Linked DNA regions of Homo sapiens: region 1 is linked to region 2. Evidence: chromatin loops called from intact Hi-C (ENCODE). Cell type or tissue: natural killer cell. All regions are shown on one strand. Links, peaks and the distances in the headings refer to the core of each region. The heading gives the core; the rest is flanking DNA. Region 1 overlaps ZNF407 (zinc finger protein 407). Region 2 overlaps ZNF407 (zinc finger protein 407).

Region 1 (11,980 bases), core at 1,232-9,231, 62 kb before region 2:
GTAATCCCAGCACTTTGGGAGGCCGAGACGGGCGGATCACGAGGTCAGGAGATCGAGACCATCCTGGCTAACATGGTGAAACCCCGTCTCCACTAAAAATACAAAAATTAGCCGGGCATGGTGGCGCGCACCTGTAGTCCCAGCTACACGGGAGGCTGAGGCAGGAGAATGGCATGAACCCGGGAGGCGGAGCTTGCAGTGAGTCGAGGTCGCGCCACTGCACTCCAGCCTGGGCGACAGAGCGAAACTACGTCTCAAAAAAAAAAAAAAAAAAAAACCCAACACAGAGAAAAGAGAAATGAAGTTATTTTGGTATAGATCAAAGACCAAGAAAGACATTAAATATACTCTTTGAATAGATACTTACCAAATGTACTGAGAATATGCTTAACCATCAGTCAACCTCTGATCAGATCTACATATGCTTTCACAGTGTGTAGAGTAGAATTACAGAACGCTGATATGTGTGTATAACACAGCTTGGTTTCATGATGCACAAGGCCATTTAAAATAGTTTCCAAGAAAGTAAAGATAAACTCTGATTATCAGGATTATGGAAAATACGACTTGACTAGTCATTATAGCTCTTGCCATCTTATCACATTAGATAAATATGAAGAAAATATAAAAATAATACATTTTCACTATAAATATTAATCATAAAGTTTAATGCGATTATTTTTCAGAGGGTCAGGGAAAGGAGAAGGGAAGAGGGCACAATTTCTTATCACTGTTTCTTTTAAAGATGATATATCCCACGGGAAGCCATTGACAGAAAAACTGAAGACAGGAAATTCTCTCCTTCTGAAGCAAGTTTTGGAGAATCTGATTAGGTCTCCCGCTGCAATGCTAGGTATTCCATTTTTGCCAAAGGGCCAGCTATGATGATTAACGTCATTTGTCTGAATCATTACTCTGCACCTTGGTTCAGCAAACACTATGAAGATGGCATGGTAATAAATGACCGCAGGATTCTTCCCTGCTTTGGCCTCTTTTTATCTGCCACCTCTCCACCGTCACCTCCATCTTTCTGAACCTCTCTGAATCCCCACAAGGGACGGAGTGTCTATTTGTTTTCCACTAGGTTACCACTCTGTCTATTGTTGTTTGTACTAAAGGGTACAAATTCAATTCATTCTTGTGACATAAAAGCACCGATACAGTAAATTTTTCGCCCAGGAGAAAACAAAAACGAAGTTGCTGAATATAGAACAAGATTTGAAGCACTAGCATATATGTGGAGAGGCTTTCCGAGCATTCTTAGTTATCTAATACTATCTTCCCCCCATTCTGAGCACGCTTAGTTACCTAATACTATCTTCCCCCCATTCCGAGCACTCTCAGTTATCTAATACTATCTTCCCCCCATTCCGAGCACTCTAAGTTATCTAATACTGTCTTCCCCCCATTCTGAGCAGTCTTAGTTATCTAATACTGTCTTCCCCCTATTCTGAGCACTCTTAGTTATCTAATGCTATCTTCCCCCCATTCCGAGCACTCTTAGTTATCTAATACTATCTTCCCCCCATTCCGAGCAGTCTTAGTTATCTAATACTATCTTCCCCCCATTCCGAGCACTCTCAGTTATCTAATACTATCTTCCCCCCATTCCGAGCACTCTTAGTTAACTAATACTATCTTCCCCCATTCCGAGCACTCTTAGTTATCTAATACTATCTTCCCCCCATTCTGAGCACTCTCAGTTATCTAATACTATCTTCCCCCCATTCCGAGCACTCTTAGTTATCTAATACTGTCTTCCCCCAATTCTGAGCAGTCTTAGTTATCTAATACTGTCTTCCCCCTATTCTGAGCACTCTTAGTTATCTAATGCTATCTTCCCCCCATTCCGAGCACTCTTAGTTATCTAATACTATCTTCCCCCCATTCTGAGCAGTCTTAGTTACCTAATACTATCTTCCCCCATGTCTCCTCCTGGCGAGGACACCCAGTATGCTAAATGCGTATGAAGCTTTCCAGTTAGTGGGCAGGGGGAAAACTCTGATCGTGCAGCCAGTCCAAACCAGAGGCTGGGGCACTGTACACCTACCTTAGAGTCGAGAGAAGAGAGAAGGTTGGTGGGCTATAAGGTTAATATGTCAAGAGATTTCAACTTTTGAACACAACAAAAGCATAACAACATCAAATGGTCTGTGGAGAGTCAAAGTGGACAGCTGAGGGCAGTGCACAGTCAACATGGAAAAGCAGGGAACTTGGGATGAAGGAGCTGAGGGCAGCCAGCAGGTGAAATTCCCTGAGTGTCAAGTTCGACACTATTTATCCCTTAATTCTGGGAAGCAACTGTGTTATCTAAGCAAGTCAACACATCGGAACAGCCCCCAGATCGCAGTCTCATTGTGCATCAGGTGACACATTCCGTGTGACACGGAAAAGCTTGTTTGACGGACAGCCTTAGTGTGGCAGGGGAACCAGAAGAAAACCAACCCCTCAGTGTGGGGGGAGCTCTCGGGTCCAGGCGTTTAGAGTGTGATTCCGCTGGTCTCTACTTCTATTCTGGCTTCTACTTACGATAGAAAGTTTCATGCCCTAAACTATGTAAACACTCCATGTTTTGGGGAATTTAAATTATGTAAATATCTTAGAGCTTGCTTAGCAGTAACTTTTCTTTGCCAAGGGTAACATGTTTTCCTGGATCAGCTGCTAAAAATTGCCAAGTGCTGTAAACCCTAAAGAGTATTGCCAAGTACCTTTCTCACTCTGGGTCCAAGTCTCAAAAAACACTTAATACAAAATGAATCTGAAATCCTGTAATTGCCCACAATTCCTGGAACATTACCTTGTGTACAACTTTGGTTATTATGAAAATGCTCCATATTCCTGCCAGAAGTTAAGAAGTTACGACTTGAAAATCACTGGCTAATCTAGCCTGTGCTAAGATGGATTTTTAATGAAAGTTTAATGAATGATAAATACTCGTTTCTTGATAAATGTTTAATTATGCCAATAATTACCAACTGCTGAAAACTACTGTTGTGTTAATAATGGCATTTAGTACACAAGCAGTTTCATGAGTCACAGTGCTGTTAAAGATCAGAACTCCATCTGTCTAACGCAAACTAGCAAAACAAAAGTCTAATTAATATTTTGATCAATTTTCCTCACACTCTAAAGACTATCAATGTCCTTTACATAAAAAAAAGACCCATTTTCTCTTTCACGGGTAAAAGGTAAGGAAAACTATTCAGAACCAGTATAGGATTAGTTCATGCAAAAAATCAGTTAAACAAAAGAATAGAAAATGGATATTATTGAAATCCAGTGATTCTATTACCTCATTGCATTATCACTTTAATGACTGTTTTCCTGTTACCTGAAGCTGTTTTAAATATGATGACCATTATATTACTGAATAGCACAGGAAGCTGAACTCCCCTTATTAATCAGCTCCCCTGGCCCTTTACAGGTGATTATGAGGTCTGCAATCTGTGTTGTTATTACATGAGTGTGAGGTCTTGCAGGTGAGTGAACTGCTGCTATGTGTATGGGGGAATGACACCTGCTGCTATGTGTGTGGGGGCATGCCACCTTTCAGGTCTGCAAACACCCATGGCCCAAGAGGGTTATAAACTGACCTTGAATAAACAGGATTTATTAATGACTGGGAAGTCATTGTGCTTTAGTGGGACTCGGTGTAGAAAGCCCTGCTTTTCTGGCATGCAGTCACTCCAGTGGGTGAGTTGTCACGTTTGGGAACACGACACGGGGGTAGAGAATGGAGAGGGTGGTAAAATCTCCCTTAGACAGCAGCAGGGTGGGGGCTGGGGCCCGTTAGTCAGGGCTCTTCCTACCCCACTGTCTTCTCGGAAGGCCTTCCCTACTCTGTTAAAATGAGAGTGGGTCTCAGAAGCACGCCCAGCATGGGTCCTGCCACTCCTAAATGCCTTCTGTGGCCACTACTTCCAGCCGAGCCCGAGGGCAAAGACTGCTCTTCCTTGCACTTATGTGGCCTCTAGTATGTCACCTGGCCAACAGCACACAGTCAAAGGTAAGTTTGCTGCACTGAATATACTTCTAAAGCATTTCTTTTTCAATACTTTATCAGCCTGCAGAAATTTGAGAAATGTGGCATGTATAATAATTCCCTGGCTAACAATTCATTTCTCCAACAATTCACATTTTAAAAGCAAACCAAATTCTGCAGATAATTCTCAATTATATTTCAGACAGAATCTGTGAAAGCCATAATTTAATCCACAGTGTGATTTATGGAGATATAATCTCAATCCTTTAGATAATAATGTATAATAATAATGTATAATACCTTTCAACTGATAGAAGTGAAATCTAATGTATAGCTCTGATTGTTGCTGGGAGCTATTAAATCCAGTGAAGTTCATGGACAAAATTTTTAAATTTCCAATGTGAAGATTCACAATTCAGGCAGATGAATAAACTTGGTATGATCATGTTTTTTCTTTTAATACTCTATGACCACCCAGCCCCAAAGATCATGTGACCTTTGAAATGAACTTTCCTCCCAGGAAAACTTGTTTTATATAACTCTTAATTGGACTATATATACTTAGAAAAAGCTCTTCAATATTTTCTTGTTGCCATTTGCACACATTTACAGGAAACCTCTTCCCCATATTTTTAATGTAATGCTCATGATTGGTCATCACACACGTTCTTCATAACGTTTCTGAAGCGAAGCAGCCTCTGTTGCAAGAATTCATCCTTGATTTTTCTGTTTTCTTATGGACTTTGAGTTTGAAGCTATTTCTTGTCACCACAGTTGCAGCTGTATGACATTCTAAGACATCCGTTCACTGTACTCACGCATGTTGACAATGGTTTGCACAAAAAATGCAGCAAACCACAGAAACCAGTGATAAGTCACATGCTACAACTAGCACCTGCACGAGCTGAAGAAACGAAGCACTTCCTGCCCCTGCGCATGCCCTGCGCATGCACACGCACGCACACCCACGCACACCCAGGCACACACACCCATGCACACATACGCACACACACGCACGCACACACACTCCGCCCTGAATGAAGGTGGTGAGCGTGCTCCCGCATCCCATGCCCAGGGTGGCATGGAAACTGTGCAGTGAGAACGAACACCCATCCTGCCCTGACAAACAGCTACCAGCTACTAGCACTTCCTTAGTGGAGAGAGAAGAGATCCAGGAGTATGAGAGGAGTCTTGGTAACTCCTGCTCTCTGGAACAAAACTGCACATGCCACTGCTTCTGGGTTAACGTAGAAAGAGGTTAACCAGGCTATATAAAACACTCACAAGAAATAGCACTGAGCTGTAATAACATAACACATTGTTTCAGAATTCCTATCTTTTGAAGGGCAACAGTTCTATGGAAGCATCTTCTGAACTTTACCTTATTCACCTGCATGCATTTGTACGTCTGTGTATGAACAAACAAGCAGAACATGGAAAGCATAAAATTTTGGCAATGAATTTTCAGGTCAAACTAAAAGAAACCCTATATTATGTGCATTTTGAGAAAAGGGCCAGTCTTTATTCTGATATCTGAGATGTTAGCTGTGCTAATTTTATTCGTGACTACAACAAAGGCACCTGAACATACAGCAGAAGGATATTCTGTGGGCAGAATATCCCGATACAGATTTTCAGCTATTCTAACAAAATAAAGTGTCTGATCTAAAAGTGAAGTCTAATGTAAGAGATGGGTGCATCACGTATAAATCATCCATGTTCGCAGATGCAGAGCCCTCCTTCTGCCTACTTCAGGAGACAGACACAAATGTAAAAGATAGGATGGGACAGCTTTAACAACGTATGTCTATATGACACGGGAGCATACACCCTCGAAGGCACAGAGGCTTGTAATCTCTTGGGTTCTCGCATTGTTCCTGTAGGAGTACTTGCCTCTCAAGGGCAGGCCCACACCCTGCCCTTCTATCTCAGTACCTAGCGGAATTCCCGCACATTGACGTTCAGTGTTTCTAAAAGTTGGTCTGAGGCCCAGTGGCATCAGAGTCACTTAGAGGTATTTGTTTAACGTATATTTTAAGTCTGTTAGGAGCTGAAATGTGTCCCCTCAAATTCCTGTGTTGAAGTCCTAACACCCAGTACCTCAGAATTTAACTGTCTTTGAAGACAGGGCCTTTAAAGAGGTCACTAAGGTAAAATGGAGGTCATTCTGAGTGGGCCCTAATCGAATGTGACCAGGGTCCTTACAGGTGGAGATCAACACATAGGACACAAGAGGGAAGGCCACGTGAAGACACAGGGAAGACGGTCATCCACCACCCAAGGAGAGAGGACTCAGAAGAAGCCAGTCCTGCCCAACACCTTGGTCTCAAACTGGTAGCCTCCGAAACGATGAGAAAATAAATGTCTGTTGTTTAAGCCGCCCAGCCCATGGTGCTTTGTTACGGCAGCCCTCGCAAACTGACACAGGGCCCTGCCCTAAGAATTCCCAGAGTGAGGCCTAGAAATATGTAGTTCAATGAGCGTTCATGTTTTATAAAGAAAACACAGTTTTGAATGAGTAAATACTCAAAATTGGAATCTTCCAGGACTGCAGTGGCCCAGCAGAGGACAGAACAGACAGAACTGCTCATCACGTCTCTGCTACCACTGCCTTGTGCTCACATTACCATTGCCACGGCACAGTGCAGCAGCGTGTTCTCTCACAGGTTCTACAGGAAGGAGGTGTGGAAAGTACAGGCTCATTCTGACCATGTCTCGTGGGCAGTAGCTACAGCTGACCATCTCTTTCTTCTGGAAGCCCACTGTTTCCTTCACTTCTTTTATACTGCTCCCTCTCATTTCCTTCTGTCTCACTGGCCACTCCTTCTCGTACTCCTGTGCTGCCACCAGCCTCTGTCTGACCTTGAACTCTGAACCCTCTCTTGTCTCTCCTCACACTCCCTCCTAAGATGACCTCCTCCTAAATCTGCTGTTTGCCCCAAATCAGAGAATTAGAGATCAGATGGCAACAACACTTGCACATAGCTCAAGATGGAAACTTAGTAGTCCTTCCTCATTGACCAATGCTCCCTCCCTACCTTCCATATCCAACCCACTAACAAGTTCCACCACCTCTGTCTCCAAAATGTATCCTACATCCTACTATTTGCACTAACTCCATGGCTACACTCTTAGCCTAGACCACCTGTATCTCTGTCTTCCTGATCGCAGCCAATATCTCCTAACTAGTCTCCTAATTCTACCTTCCGTCCTCCCAAACCATCCTCCATAAAGGAGAAAAGGGTAAATTCTTAAAATTAAAATTTGTTCTTGGAATCCCAGGGATGAAAACCCACAGCTCTTCCCATTGCCTATGCACCACCCTCTTCCTTGCCTCCTTTTGGCCACACTGGTTGGCTCACTTGTTGCCTTGAATGTGCCGCACAGCTCACTCTGCAAAGGTCTCCGTGCTCAGTCTTTTGTCTGAAATGCTTTCAAGCTCTCATCTCCGTGAACAGCTTGTTCCCTGTCTTCCTCAGACAGCACTTCCAGAATGAAGGTACAATACAATCCCCAGTTCCTGCACGAGTGTCTGTGACTCTCCATCGCAGGCCACATACTGCTTTCTTTGACTCATGGCCTTGTCGTAACTTGCAGTTATTTTACACCTATTCATATGTAGAATGCAAGCTCTGTGAGGGCAGGATGACAGTGTTTACTGATGTAGTCCTGTACTTCACACAGGGACTGACACCCAGCTGATGCTCCACAAATGTCTGTTGAGTTAATGGATGAACCACTGTAGCTCAACTTGATCAGGGCTGAGGGCACGAGGTTCTGAAGAAGCAGTCATCGACTTAGGCAAGGAAATCCTTTCATCATCCGGTATAATCTATGCTCAAAGTATTTAGTGAGGTGTGCATGTGGCCAATCACATACCATTAATAAACACGGCAGTTATTTGGAAACAACAGTAGCAGAATCAACATTACTACCTCTTGAACTGCGTTTCCAAATGGTTTGTAAGAGTTGCTGGTCACTGAAAATATCTTGGATCAATGGGTTACTGAATCAAGCTGTACTAGTTTGAAAGAGTTCCAAATTTACAGAATTGTTTATTCTTGTGTTTCATATAACAAATTTTATTGAAATTATGGATGCAATTAACAGCTATGTCTTCTGATATGGTATTACTAATGGATTCTACCCTACCAATGCAAAATTTTCACTTGACATTCTTCAGGGGATAAGATGTGTGCAAATAATAAGAAATTCAAAAATCTGGATTATTATCCATGACTCAGAAGATTTTGTTATAAAGGAATTCTGTGGGATTATGCCAGTTGATGCTAAGTTTTCAATAGTTTATTATCTTTGTCTATGAGTACTAGTAATGCTTTTCATTCTAATATTAGGACACACTCAATGTGGAGATTAGCAAGATTAAAGAGATTTTAGGTAAACATTTTTGGGCATCTGTCGTATATTACAATATATTAAAAAGTTCCTTTGTCGTCGTCTCTTGACTTAACAGAATATTGTCGCATTTTCTGTTCAGGCAAGACAGAAGTGCTCATCTTCCCCTCACAGCCCATCTGGTTTTTGCCCAAGCTGCCTGCAAGACAACACTCTAAAGTGAGAGACACCTTCTACGTAGTGGATGTTGATTCAATTAACGCCGTGTTATTTATAACAAACTGAAAACCTTACAGATCTCACCAACCATATAGGATAATCACTCTTCACTGAATACAACTAAAAAAAGAAGTATTTGAAGAACATCCAGGTTTTGCTAAGATCTCATTTAGGAGGCCAAAGGGGAACACGCACACTTGGCAGCATAATGACTAATTACTACGTTCAAAGGGTGAAAAAGCTGAAGAAACATCAAGGCATCTGTATCATCATACTATTCTGAGTAAGTGCCACAAGTAGCATTAGGAGAAGCCAATTTTAAAAGCAGCTCTTTGTTCCCCCATACCAAACAAACTCTTCAAAGAAACTGCTTTTATAACACACAAACAAAATGCTTTCATATAATGCCTTTTGGGGAGAGGTGGTGGGGAAAAGGTGGGAAGGGAAAGGAAACTAGTGGTGAAGAGTGTGAAGTGAAATGTTGTACACATTGCACAGACCTGCTCCTCCAAAATCAACATGGAGCACACCACGTGAGCTGCCACATTTATAACCCTATGCTGATATTCAAATTTTCTGTCTTAAGCTAAAGAAAGATTGAATACCCTGCTGTTGTGTGGCCAAGATTGAAGAGGTGTCTCACTGACATTGTTCAAAGTTTATGAAAATATATGAATGCTCAAATGTCATTGGCTTTGCGCCTCCAACAGACTGTGGTTTTATGAGAAATCAGTCTTTTAATCAAAATGATTGAATACCTTAAGGTCGAATCCAAAGATATCAGTTAATATCTAGAAACGTGCTATTTCTGCAAATTTTGCCAAGCTGTACATATTGTGGTGCATTTTAAAGTGTTAATTTGTGCATTCCATATTGAAAATTGATCTTGAGTTTTAGCTTTTTGTCAAGCAAAAACATATGGTTACAAGCTCTATGCATTTTGCGCGACGGCTGTTGAAGCTGTCACATGTGCAAACTTGATAACCGATGTGACACATACGCAAATAATTTGCTTGTTTAGTAACAATTCAAAGATTCATTATTCATGCAAACACACATTTTTTTAAATGATCAGATGGAAATAGTCTTCGTTTTGTACAACCTAGTCTGGTTGGTGTGCAAACTCAGATAAAATAAAGCTGGGAACTAAGTGGTATTAAAGAAATCCAAGAATATGGGTATTTTCAGATAATTATTGAACCAGATGGTGTTTTTTGTTAATTCTGCCATCAGTCTGAGAACTTGATGTCTTACATCTGCACTTGGTAAAATAAATTTTACCGCTGACATTATTTCAGTTTTCTTAAAATACTTCAATCAGTTTTAAACCAAGATTTGCAAACATCTGCCACAGTGCATGCCTATGAGATGAAATTATTCAAGATAATTCCTTTAAAAATATACACCATTACACAGAGCTTTAAATTCATCACCCTTTAAACTAAATTTTCAGAATTACTAGTTGAAATGTTTAATAGAAAGGAAAATAGGAATAGGATAGCACATTTGAAAATGAACACGGTTAATAGGTCACAAAAAGTGTTGTCTCACTTGCAAAGCCTATCTTGGAATTTCACACCACATTATTTCCCTGTCTTAACAGAGAGAGAAATTCAGTACATTTTTTTCCTGTATTCTTTAGGTAAATTTTCTGTGTGGTGTGATTAAAGGATAGGATTACATAATGAATTAATCAACAGACATAGATGATAAAGGAACAGTATCTGCGAGTAAGTTAATCAGTCCTAACAGAATTCTCCCTCTTAACAAATGAACAGAATTTCAAATACACCCCTGAAACCAGCACACCAGTTTTAGGCTCTTTTTCAGAAACCCAAATAGGAGTTCTTGAAAACATAATTGAAATCCTCCAAATAGCCTAACTTCTTTGGCTTTTCTCTTGAAAGTCTACAAACAAAATCTTAGTTTCAAACTTAATCATGAACTCACATACATTTTGAGGATAAGCTTGAGACTCCCACATGCTCTCCTTTTTCCTTCTTGTTTTCTTCCTCAAACCCAGGCCTCTAGATCGAAACTTGCCCCATAACTTAGCACAGTGCGTTCTGAAGAGGGAGCTCAATATTTGTTGCAGATTGATCAAAACCAACGCACCACAAACTAGTAAAATTACAATGGTAAATAACTGAACTATTTCAAAGTGCAACTACAACAGTAGTACATGAAATAAGCTAAATATAGTAATCTAAAGAAGAGTTTCCCACTTTAAAGTAGGTTCTATTGAATGTGGGGAATGACTAAATTACTCTATACCACCAATACTTGCATTCATGTAGGTGCTCAGATAGCTAGAGTAGCTGACGATTCACAACTATAATTAGAGAAAGCCGACTATAATTAGAGAAAGCTGACTTCCTGCCACTGTGGGATGAAGGAGTGGGTGGTCACGATGAAGTGGTCAGCTGTCGGCAGTTAAATCAGAGGGTAGCTTTGATTAGTTAGCCCCCAAGAATTTGGCTGATTCAGTCTCTGATTTACTTAGACAGGTAGTTATTAAAATTTGCTACCATTAATTACTAATTAACTTATATGATACATTATTAGTTATATTACATGTAATATACATACTATTAATTATAATTAGGATATATCACTAATACCAGTTTATAATAATTATGTCTGTTAATTACAATTAATGGTAGCATATGAATAGTTAATTCAAGGCTTTTTATTAATATATGACATATGCTAAGTGGTAATTTTATTTTATTTTAAGTTCCAGGGTACATGTGAAAGATGTGCAGGTTGTTACACAGGTAACATGGTGTATTAAGCCCAGTATGTAGTAGCTATTTATCCTGATGCTCTCCCTGCCCCCCTACTTCAGACCCCAGCGTGTCTTGTTCTCCTTCCTGTGTCCATGTGTTCTCATTGTTCAGTTCTCACTTGTAAGTGAGAACATGTGGTGTTTGGTTTTCTGTTCCTGCGAGAGTTTGCTGAGGATAATGGCTTCCAGCTCCATCCAAGTCCCAGCAAAGGACATGATCTCGTTCGTTTCATGGCTGCATAGTATTCCACGGTGTACGTGCATCACATTTTTAAAATCCAGTCTATCACTGATGAGCATCTGGGTCAACTCCGTGTCTTTGCTATTGTTAATAGTGCTGCAATGAACATACATATGCAGGTATCTTTACAATAGAACAATTTATATTCTTTGGGGTATACATTTAGTAATGGGCTTGCTGGATCAAATGGTATTTCTGGTTCTAGGTCTCTGAAGAATCACCACACTGTCTTCCACAGTGGTTGAACTAATTTACATTCCTGCCAATAGTGTAAGTGTTCCTCTCTACAGCCTCACCAGCATCTGTTGTTTCTTGACTGTCTAATAATCGCCATTAACTGACATTTGATAATCGCCATTCTGACTGGTATGAGATAGCTAAAATTACCACATGC
Region 2 (11,980 bases), core at 1,738-9,737:
CAAGCAGGCAGGAAAAAGAAAACTGAGAAATGAAAAACAGAACAAACAAAACGAAAAAATAAAATGGCAGACTTAAGACCTAGCGTATCAATAGGTATGCTAAGGGCAGGTGGTTAAACATACCAACTTAATAACAGAGATTGTTAAAGAGGATTTAAAAATATGTGGACCAATTATATACTGCACAGAAGAAGCTCATTTAGAATATAATGATATTTGTAGCTTGAAAGTAAAAGGATAAAATGAGATATACCATACTAACATACATTTTTTTTAAAGCAGGATTGGCTATATTATTCTCAAATAAAGTTTACTCAAATGCAAATATAATCAATAGGGACAGAAATGACATTACATAAAAATAAAGGGTCAGTTCACTGAAATAATACATTAATTTTAAATGTGGACTCACCAAGCAACAGAGCTTTAAAATACATGAAGCCAAAGGAAATCAAGGTGTGAGCTCAGGCAGTGGCAACAGTCCAGATTTGAGCAGCTCTGAGCAGACTAGACGTGATCAGATAAAGCAGGGAGTGAAAGAAAGGGCTGAGGGATGGAGCTAAAACCTCCAGCTTCAACACTTGGGCAGTGATAGCCTAAAAGGAGACAGGAAGCTGAGGGAGAGGAGGAAGAGCAGATTTAAGGTGAGAGGGGAAAGGGAGTGGGGAACACCTCTCTACTTTCTCCTAGTACTGAGCTAATTGTCCTCACACATCTCCTGTTGGTGGGAAGCTGGGAAGGGCGGTTGTAGATCCACTGGCTCAGACAGTAAAATTAGTAAAGTAAAATCGGAGTGAGAAGGAGGTGGAGGAGAAGGGGAGTGGGCCTCGGGATGCTGGAAATCACAACAGTGAAAAGGGAGGTGATATGGTTTGTCTGTGTTCCCATCCAAATCTCAACTTGAATTGTATCTCCCAGAATTCCCACATGTTGTGGGAGGGACCCAGAGGGAGGTAATTGAATCATGGGGGCCAGTTTTTCCCGTGCTATTCTCATGACAGTGATTAAGTCTCACAAGATCTGATGGGTTTATCAGGAGTTTCCACTTTTGCTTCTTCCTCATTTTCTCTTGCTGCCACCATGTAATAAGAAGTGCCTTCCACCCTCTACCATGACTATGAGACCTCCACAGCCATGTGGAACTGCAAGTCCGATTAAACCTCTTTTTCTTCCCAGTTTCAGGTATGTCTTTATCAGCAGCATGAAAATGAACTAATACAGTAAATTGGTACCAGTAGAGTGGGGTGTTGCTGAAAAGATACTGAAAATGTGGAAGCAACTTTGGAACTGGGTAAGAGGCAGAGAGTTGGAACAGTTTGAAGAGCTCAGAAAAAGACGGGAAAACGTGGGAAAGTTTGGAACTTCCTAGAGACTTGTTGAATGGCTTTGCCCAAAATGCTGACAGCGATAAGGAAAATAAGGTCCAAGCTGAGCTGGTCTCAGATGGAGATGAGGAACTTGTTGAGAACTGGAGTAAAGGTGACTCTTGTTACGTTTTAGCAGAGACTCCTGGCATTTTGCCCCTGCCCTAGAGATTTGTGGAACTTTGAACTTGAGAGAAATGATTTAGGGTATCTGGCAGAAGAAATTTCTAAGCAGCAAAGCATTCAAGAGATGACTTGAGTACTGTTAAAGGTATTCAGTTTTATAAGGGAAGCAGAGCACAAAAGTTTGGAAAACTTGCAGCCTGACTACATGATAGAAAAGAAAAACCCACTTTCTGGGAGAAATTCAAGCTGGCTGCAGAAATTTGCGTAAGTAGCAAACAGTCTAATGTTAATCCCCAAACCTATGGGGAAAATGTCTCCAGGCCATGTCAGAGATCCTCATGGCAGCCCTTCCCATCACAGGCCTGGAGGTCCAGAGGCAAAAAATGGTTCTGTGGGCTGGGGCCAGGGTCCCTGTGCTGTGTGCAGCCTAGGGACTTGGTGCCCTGTGTCCCAGCCACTCCAGCCATGGCTGAAAGGGGCCAATGTACAGCTCAGGCTGTGGCTTCAGAGGGTGAAAACCCCAAGCCTTGGCAGCTTCCACGTGGTGTTGAGCCTGCGAGTGCACAGAAGTCAAGAACTGAGGTTTGGGAACCTCTGCCTAGATTTCAGAAGATGTATGGAAATGCCTGCATGTCCAGGCAAAAGTTTGCTGCAGGGGCAGGGCCCTCATGGAGAGCCTCTGCTAGGGCAGCGTGCAAAGAAAATGTGGGGTCAGAGCCCCCACATGGAGTCCCCACTGGGGCACCACCTAGCGGAGCTGTGAGAAGAGGACCACCATCCTCCAGACCCCAGAATGGCAGATCCACTGACAGCTTGAACCGTGCACCTGGAAATGCCACAGACACTCAACACCAGCCCAGGAAAGCAGCCAGGAGGGGGGCTATACCCTGCAAAGTGGCAGGGGCAGAGCTGCCCAAGACCATGGGAACCCACCTCTTGCATCAGCATGACCTGGATGTGAGACATGGAGTCAAAGGAGATCATTTTGGACCTTTAAAACTTGGCTACTGGATTTTGAATTGGAATGGGCCCTGTAACCCCTTTGTTTTGGCCAATTTCTCCCATTTGGAATGGCTGTATTTACCCAATTCCTGTACCCCCATTGTATCTAGGAAGTAATTAGCTTGCTTTTGATTTTACAGGCTCATAGGCGGAAGGGACTTGCCTTGTCTCAGATGAGACTTTGGACTGTGGCCTTTTGGGTTAATGCTGAAATAAGACTTTCGGGACCATTGGGAAGGCATGATTGGTTTTGAAATGTGAGGACATGAGATTTGGAGGGCCCAGGGGAGGAATGATATGGTTTGGCTGTGTCCCCATCCAAATCTTAACTTGAACTGTATCTCCCAGAATTCCCACGTGTTGTGGGAGGGACTGGAGGGGGGCGGGGGTGATTGAATCATGGGGGCCAGTCTTTCCTGTGCTAATTCTCATGATCGTGATTAAGTCTCATGAAATCTGATGGGTTTATCAGGGGTTTCCACTTTTGCTTCTTCCTTGTTTTATCTTGCTGCCGCCATGAAAGAAGTGCCTTTCACCCCCGCCAGTTTTATAAGATTCTGAGACCTCCCCAGACTGTAAGTCAAATTAAACTTCCTTTTCTTCCCAGTCTCGGGTATGCCTTTATCAACAGCGTGCAAACGGACTAATACAGTGGGGAAGGAAGGGAGTGGAACAGTTCAAAGAGAAGGACATCTAGGAAAACCTGGTTTCTCATGCAAACAAGTTAACAACACTTAACCAAACCATCAATAACAAGTGCCTGGTTGAAAAATAAGCAGTATACTCCTACCCCAAGGTCCGTGTGGAAAAGAGACCCAGTTACCACAAGCAGCCTAGCCTGGGAAGCTCCTTGGTCTTGAGGGCCCAAGACCCTCTTCCCCTTGCAGGTGACACGAAGGTGGCCAGGTGCACAGGCCAGGGACTCCACTACATCCTTCCCCACCAACAGACACCTGGTGACCTGGCCAGGGAACCCCTTTCTGCCCCCTCAGGCAGCCACAGCAGAGTTCACTGGGAGCTCCAGCAGCCTCAGATCAAACAAGCAAACTGAAATATCACAAAAGCATAAAAAATTAAACCACCACTGGAACCATGGCCCATAACATTAGGCTATGGTCCACATGCTAAATCTAAACAAGGGAAACGTCTACTAAAATAAAAAAATCTAAATATGACCTACAGTCTCATGACATAATAGACAAAATGTCCTGGATACAATGAAAATCACCTGTCACACCAAGAACCAGGAAAATCTCAACATGAATGAGGAAAGACAGTCATCTGATGCTAACACCAAGGTGAATCAGATGCTGGAGAAAGCCGACAAGAATTTTAAAGCAGGCATCATAAAAATGCTTTCACCATAAATTATAAACTCTCGTGAAACAAATGGAAAACTTGTCAATCTCAGCAAATGAACAGAAATTACAAAAATGAAGCAAATGGAATTTACAGAACTGAAAAAATGCAATAAAAATCTTAAAAATCATTGGCTGGGCTCCACAATGGAGTGGCGATGACAGAGGATACCATCAGCAAACCTGAGGGAAGAAGACAATTCCCCAACAGAGGGGCAGAGAGAAAAAGCCGGCTGGAACAAAATGCACAGAGCCCGAGGGAACATGGGGACAATGACAAAAGCCCCATCACTCACATCTTGGAGCTCGAAAGGAGGAGGAGGGGCTGCACCAAAAAAAGTATTTAAAGGCTGCAAACCTCCCAACTTTGGTGAACGACAAATACCTGCCAATCAAGAAGCTGAGAACCTGAAGAAGGAAAACTCCAATCCAGGTAAAGACACTTCATAATTAAACTTTTGAAATTTAAAGACAAAGAAAAAAATCTTGAAATCAACCAGAAAGAAACAAGGTATTACTCATGTGGGAACATCAATTCAAACAAAAGCAGATTTCTCATCTGAAAATATGAAGATCAGACGAAAGAGGCACCTGCTAAGAGAAAAGAACCGTTAACTGTGAGTCCTGTCTGGCAAAACTATATTTCAGGTGTGAAGAGGAAATAAAAATATCCTCACATAAAGGAAAACCAGAAAAGCTTTAGACCTACTGCAAAATTCTAGTTAAAGGGAGTTATTCGAACACAAGAAATGACAAAAGAATAAATCTTGGGTCATCAGGGTAGGAAAAGAAACAAGAGAAGCAGAAGTATGGGGGCCCACTGTCCTCCTCATGGACATTTGAGATTTATAAATCACATTTGAGATTGAAGCAAAAACTATATTCAAGGCTACAATATTTAAAAGCTGGGAAGTTAAGGTCCCTAAATGGAAGTGAGATTTCCATACCTCACTCAAAGTGGTGAATATGAGACTGGGATAGGTCACGCATGTATATGCTAATACCTAAAGCAATCACTACGGAAACTATACAAAGAGACATACTCCAAAAGGAGCACCCCAGCCTTTATGATGACCACATAATATATCATACTGAGGCCAAATTGGGTCACTGATGTCCAGGACTTGCTCCTCAAGTCACTTCTTCCCACCCCTAGATAATTTAAGTGTAGTCAGGATCAAGCAGAACAAACCAAAATGAAAACAAGCACACAAAAAAACATAGACAATTGAACAAATGTAGCAGTGGAGCCCTGGGAAAGACAATAAAATTTAAGTCAAGAGACTGTGTAGGTTGGAGCTCAAAGGTCTGCAGTATAGTGGAAAGAATACCAAATTATAATTTTAGGTCCCAGAAATTTGAGTTATAACCCTCCCATTGTCAATTTTAAGAAACAGCACGCAAATCACTTCATAACTTGTGTCTTATTTCCTTTAGCAAAACATTGAACAACGTTATTTGAACATGACTTTCACTTCTAAAACAGTTCAGTTTCTATGTTCCTTGACTTGCTGATTGAGTTAAATTAGGTGAGAGTTAGTTTGCTAATGAGCATGCACATAGACAAGACCTGCCTGAAGGCAGGAGGAAGAGGAACAGCTGCTGACCAGCCTGGGATATGTTCTCTGGAATCAGAAAAGAAATAAGAAAATGGATGGTAATGATTGAAGAGGCAAGACAGAAAGAAAAAAGACCCACGTTTCCATACAATAATTCACTGTCAGAAACAAGAGGCAATTTTTAAGTACTAAAACTGCAACAAAAATAGATCAGTTAAATAATGGAGGCAATAATATTGACACTAATATGGCCACTGACAACAATTTAAATGATAGTATTTAGAATTTTTAATGTCATTTACTCAAATTTTAAAAATGGAAGGCATTTTTATGAAAGATTTATACTTTATAAGAGATTAAAACAAATCCGTCTTTCTTTCTTTCTTTTTTCGTGTTAGGGTCTCTGTCGCCCAGGATGGAGTGCAGCAGCACAATTACTGCAGCCTCAACCTCCCAGGCTCAGGTGATCCTCCCACTTCAGCCTCCGGAGTAGCTGGGATCACAAGCATATGCTTGGATACTTTTTTAAATATTTTGTAGAGACGAGGTTTCCCTATGTTGCCCAGGCTGGTCTCAAACTCCTGGGCTCAAGTGATGCTCCTGCCTCAGTCTCCCAAAGTGTTCAGATTACAGGTGTGAGCCACTGTGTCTGGCCTCTACCTTTCTTTAAAAATTTGGGACATAAAAAATAAATTTAAAAAGTAATCCCATTTACAATAGCCACAAATAAAATTAAATATCTAAGAATTAACCAAAGAAGTAAAAGATCTCTATAATGAATACTTTAAGACACTGATGAAAGAAATTGAAGAGGACATCAAAAAATGAAAACATATTCCACATTCATGGATTGGAAAAATCAATATTGTTATAATGTCCATATCACCCAAAACAATCTACAGATTCTATGCAATCTCTATCAAAATGCCAATGACATTCTCCACAGAAACACAAAATCCTAAAATTTATATGAAATCAGAAAAGACCCAGAATAGCCAAAACTATCCTAAGCAAAAATAACAAAACTGGAGGAATCACATTACCTGACTTCAAATTACACTACAGAGCTACAGTAACCAAAACAGCATGGTATTGGCATAAAAACAGACACACAGACCCAGGGAACAGAATACAGAACCCAGAAACAAATCCACATACCTACGGTGAACCCATTTTCAATAAAGGTTCCAAGAACATTCACTGTGGAAAAGACAGCCTCTTCAATAAATGGTGCTGGGAAAACTAGATATCCACATGCAGAAGAATGAAACTAGACCCCTATTTCTCACCATATACAAAAATCAAATAAAAATGGATTAAAGACTTAAATCTAAGACCTCAAACTATGAAAGTACTACAAGAAAACACTGGGGAAACTCTCTAGGACACTGGTCTGGGCAAAAATTTCTTGCGAAATACCCCACCAGCACAGCCTGCCAAAGCAAAAATGGACAAATGTGATCACATCAAGTTAAAAAGCTTCTGCACAATAAAGAAAACAATCAACAAAGTGAAGCAATAATGCACAGAATGGGAGAAAATATCTGCAAGCTGCCTATCTGACAAGGGATTAATAACCAGAATATATGAGAAGCTCAAACAACTCTTAAGGAAAAAAATCTAATAATCTGATTTTAAAATGGGCAAAAGATTTGAATAGACATTTCTCAAAAGAAGACATAAATGGCAAACAGGCATATGGAAAGGTGCTCAACATCATCGATCATCAATCAAAATGTAAATCAAAACTACAATGAGATATTGCATCATCTCACTCCAGTTAAAATGGCTTATATTCAAAAGGCAAGCAACAAAAATGCCAAAGAAAATGTGGAGAGAAGGAGCCCTTAAACAGTGTTGTTGGGAACATAAGTATAACCACTACAGAGAACAGTTTGGAACTTCCTCAAGAAACTAAAAGTAGAGCTACTATATAATCCAGCAATCCCACTGCTGGGTATATACACAAAATAAAGGTAATCCATACATCAAAAAGATATCTGTGCTCCCATGTTTGTTGCAACACTGTTCACAATAGCCAGGATTTGGAAGCAACCTAAGTGTCCATCAACAGATGACAAATGAATAAAGAAAATGCAGTAGATATATACAATGGAGTACTATACAGCCATAAAACAGAATGAAATCCTGTTATCTGCAATAACATGGATAGAACTGGAGGTCATTATGTTAAGTGAAATAAGCCAGACACAGAAATAAATGAGAACATCACATGTTCTCATTTATTTGTGGGATCTAAAAATTAAAACAATTGAACTCATGGAGACAGTTGACAGAATGATGGTTACCTGGGGCTGAGAAGGGTAATGGCAGGGTGGGGAGAGAAAGAGATAGTTAATGTGTATAAAAAAATTGGAAAGAATAAATAAGACCTACCATTTGGTAGTGCAACAGGGTAACTATAGTACATAATAATTTAATTGTACATTTTAAAATAAGAGTATAATTGGATTGTTAGTAACACAAAGGATAAATGCTTGAGGGGATGCATGCTTCACTCTCCATGATTGCATGCCTGTATCTAAACATCTCAGGTATGCCATAAATACATACACCTACTATGTACTCACAAAAATTAAAATAAAAAATGGGACTACACGTACACTATATCTAAGACCCAAAATGAAGAGGTTCTTTCTACTGCTAAGGCAATCATATAGATACACACGAAAATGCAGATCTCTGTGCCATACAAGAAGCCATTCTAGTTTTTCACATAGGCTCTGAATTTTAGCAGACATCTAAAGGGAGGGTAGGGAGCAGACACCCACCCCAGGTGCTTCTGATATCAACTGTCTGTTCTGTGCAACACTTTGAGAAATCTTGGTTACAAAAATGAATCCTATGGATCAAAAAGCAAGAAAATATTAACATTCAGCATTTGTTTGTAGAATGCAAATGAAATTAAATGTATGTAATAAAAGTCAACAATGAAATATTTAAAACCAGGAAATGAAAAAGAAAAAAGACAACAATTTAAAAGTTTGGTTATAATATTGGTTCAGAAGACCCAAAAAAAAAAAAAAAAAAAACCCGGATGATAGGTTGTTGAATCAAGCATTTCAGATGATTCATTTGTAGTACTTTCTTACTTGACAAAGCAAGATGGATAAATTTTGATTGTATTATACATACAAGAAATTCCAAGGTTACAAACAAAAAAAGTGCTTTTGAAACTATCATCAGATTTTTCTTCATTCATTTGCTTAGTGATTTTATTGCCAACCACCCCAAATCCTGAGAGGGCATAAAGCTGATGTTTGTAAGATAAACTCAAAGATCAGGTGGCAAGAGATGCATGTGCATATGGGTACAGTGTGCATTGCTACCTACCCCTATAACATGATCCCTCACAAGGACTGTGACTTCAGTGCTTAGTACATGGCCAGACACTAGAATACCACATCCCATCCATTTGGGGTCCAGGGATCCATGTACACGACAGTGGGAGCTACATATGAAAGTCTGTTATATAACTGCTCTGCCTCCTAGTCTTACACTTAACGCCTGTCCAAGTAGGCTTCACGTGATAGGCGCGGTCAATAGAGGTTTCAGGCACTGACAAGTTTGACCATGGCTGGAAAAGACATTACTGTTCCCCAAGAGGGCGCCACAAATATTTCTATTCACTCAAGGTCAAGAGGCAGCTGTAATGAGGCCTGTTAATAGCAGCTGCTTCTCTTTCTGAAGAGCAATTCAAACTCAACTAAGAAATAGACACTTTGCTAATATGTTTACAGGCATAGAATTTTCCACGAAAAGATGGGATAATTGTTGCAACACTTTTTTCATATATTAAATTCTCTAGTTAAAAATCTGCAAAGTATAACAAAATGGAATTATTCTAAAGCCATTAAAGTATAAGCCATCTGAAATTTTAAAAAGTAACATAGATATTGTTTTATAATAGTGTTGTTTAAAAAGCTGAATGTAAAAACAATAAAATGTGGAATAATTTGCTTTCAATGAACATTTCCTCTTCTTAACAAATTCTAAGATTGCTGCATAAATGAGGAGATTTTGCTATAAAATTTGGGTCCACTACAATGCAGAAAACTGAGAGTTCTTTATAAATTGTTTTGTAACATGTAAAACATGGATTAAAAAAAAATCGAGTAGTTCTTAACAATGTATCAGGGTTTGACCAAGAAAGGTAACAAGGGCGTAAGGATTACTAACATGATGCTCTGAAAATATTACCACCCGATAACCTGCAGGTCCAGTGAGCTCTACCAAATGGGTACAGTTGTAAGGAGACAATTAAATAAGTAATCACTTCCAAAGTTATTAATGAATTATTACACAGGACCATACTTCACTGGCTTTCACTGTTACTCATATTACAAATAATGTGAAAAGTCAGATATGGAGTGAACTGGATATTTAAAGGCAATGCATAACCCAATGGTTTGTTGCAGTACTTGGGAATGTTCCATTCAGGACAAAAAAAAAAAAAAAAAGGAATGAAGGTTAGTCAATGGAAATGAGAGAAAAATTAGAGCTAAAGAAAGTGCGATTGGATTTTACAAAGAAACCGGGGAGAACTGTGGAGCTCCAATGATTCTATGTGGCTGCTGGAAGAAGGGGCTGATGTGGGATGAAGACCATGCATTAACTGTCAGAGCAGGATAATCTCTTTGTATACAAGAATGATAGGCATCTATTGTTCAGGTGAATAAGATTTCCAGCCAGGAACATAGACACTGCCAGCATTCATTCATTCATTTGTTAATTCTTTCATCAAAACCCTCAGCCGAGTCTCAGGCCTTCAAAGAGTTTACAGTAGGAGAGCTGGACAGCCAACCAGGTGATTTCAACAGAGCACGTAAGTGCTGAAGGGAGGTAGGTAGGGCACTGTGTCCACTCAGAAGGGTTTCAGAATTGACTCTTGGAATCAGAGCGGCTCAGCTTCCCAGCACCAGGAGAGGGAAGAGGGTGCTGTATGTGTGCAAAGGCCAAGGCCTTAGGAGACGAGACATGGAGGACTGGGCATGGCATATTTGGCGTATACCCGTAGTTCAAGAGGGCTGAGGCGCAGGATGTGGGAAGGAATGAAGAGGAATGAGCCCAAGAGTGGCGGGGGTCAGTTCACAAAGGGCCTAGGCCCATCCATTCCCACAGAGACACCTAGGAAATGTCTATTGTGGGCCAGATCCTGCTCTAGCCCCTGGGTCCTCTGTGCTGGAGAAACAGGGGCCCACGCCATGTCAGTATGCATCTGACAGATGTTTAAGATGAGAGAGTATGCCAAATGACATTATATCATGCTGAATGTTTTGGGCTGTTGTGAAGATACTTACAGTTTGGGGTATTTGAGGAAATCATTGTGTCCCTGAGTAAATACAGTAAAACCACCAAAGGGAATTTTTCATACATTAGGAAACACTCAAAAGAAAGTTTCTGTGTTGCTTCCATTTCAATGACATGAAAATGTCCCTGATGTATAGGATACAGATAGTGATGAGCAAACACACCACTGACACCATGTCAAAAGCAAGGAATAAAGAAAATAAAAAACAAGCATCATTACTAAAGTCTTTATTAAATGAATAATGAAAACAAAGGAAATGGCTAAAGGAAATGGCCTTCTAAACTTCCATGAAAACTAGTTTTGATTAAATACATAACCTAATGAACGTATTTTTCTGTGTTACCCTTCACATGGCCAAAGTCAACTGCTGCTGTTCCCAAAACGTCACAGAAGGAGAGATTCATAGTGCAAGTTAGGGTCTGATCCGAAGCACTACAGACTTGGGAAGAGAATGTAGGGAGTGGGTGGGTGGGTAATTCACATGTTCAAGATTGGTGAACACATTTCTCAACCCAGCTAAAAACCACAGAAACCTCATTCTACTGCAATTATCTGGGCACTTTGCAAACTTTTTTTTTTTTTTTTAATTGAGACAGTCTCTGTCGCCAGGCTGGAATGCAATGGCTTGATTTTGGCTCACTGCAGCTTCCGTCTCCTGGGCTCAAATGATCCTTCCACCTCAGCCTCCCGAGTAGCTGGGACTATTGGCACGCGTCACCACACCCAGCTAATTTTTTGTATTTTTTGTAGAGATGGGGTTTCATCATGTTGCCCAGGCTGGTCTCAAACTCCTGGGCTCAAGTGATCCCCCGGCCTTGGCCTCCCAAAGTGCTGAAATTACAGGTGTGAGCCACTGCGTCTGGCTGCTTTATAAACTTGTGTTGTGGCATATACCACTTCTGTCTTACAGCACAACAGTTAGATGGCTGGGGCCCTACATGATCTGCTAGGTCACCATGATCTGCTAGGTCACCGTGATCTTGGACAACTGATCTCAAATCTCAATGACTTTGTTTCTTCATATGTGATATGGAGATAGAGGCAGTATCTTTAACAAAGACTTACTGTGAGAATTAAAGGAGTATAACAAATGTAAAGTTAAAAAGTTAATGAATGGAAAGCATTTAAAAGACTCCCATCTACAAAAAGAGGCTATAAACTAGAGAAGATGTAAAATGGGAAAGCAGCACCTTCTCCTATCCCTCCACCCAGTCCTCGCTCAGGACCTTCTCCTATCCC

What was found. Peaks named below come from ENCODE experiments on the same cell type or tissue, not always from the same donor. Only the 100,000 strongest peaks of a DNase experiment are listed, where the experiment ranks them.
Region 1: it touches region 2 in a loop (4-fold over the local background); 2 of 110 quality-filtered maps call a loop at or near these places.

Annotation. Positions count from the first base shown.
Region 1 is chr18:75,022,598-75,034,577 of GRCh38, reverse strand. The region is part of intron 8 of ZNF407 (zinc finger protein 407); the gene reads right to left. Among named protein-coding and RNA genes, the nearest start is that of PTGR3, 180 kb to the left of the region's middle. RefSeq lists a silencer at 11,498-11,694. In natural killer cell, for the core only: no CTCF peak of the experiment used is centred there; a DNase peak (open chromatin) is centred at 4,907.
Region 2 is chr18:74,961,063-74,973,042 of GRCh38, reverse strand. The region is part of intron 8 of ZNF407 (zinc finger protein 407); the gene reads right to left. Among named protein-coding and RNA genes, the nearest start is that of PTGR3, 240 kb to the left of the region's middle. In natural killer cell, for the core only: no CTCF peak of the experiment used is centred there; no DNase peak of the experiment used is centred there.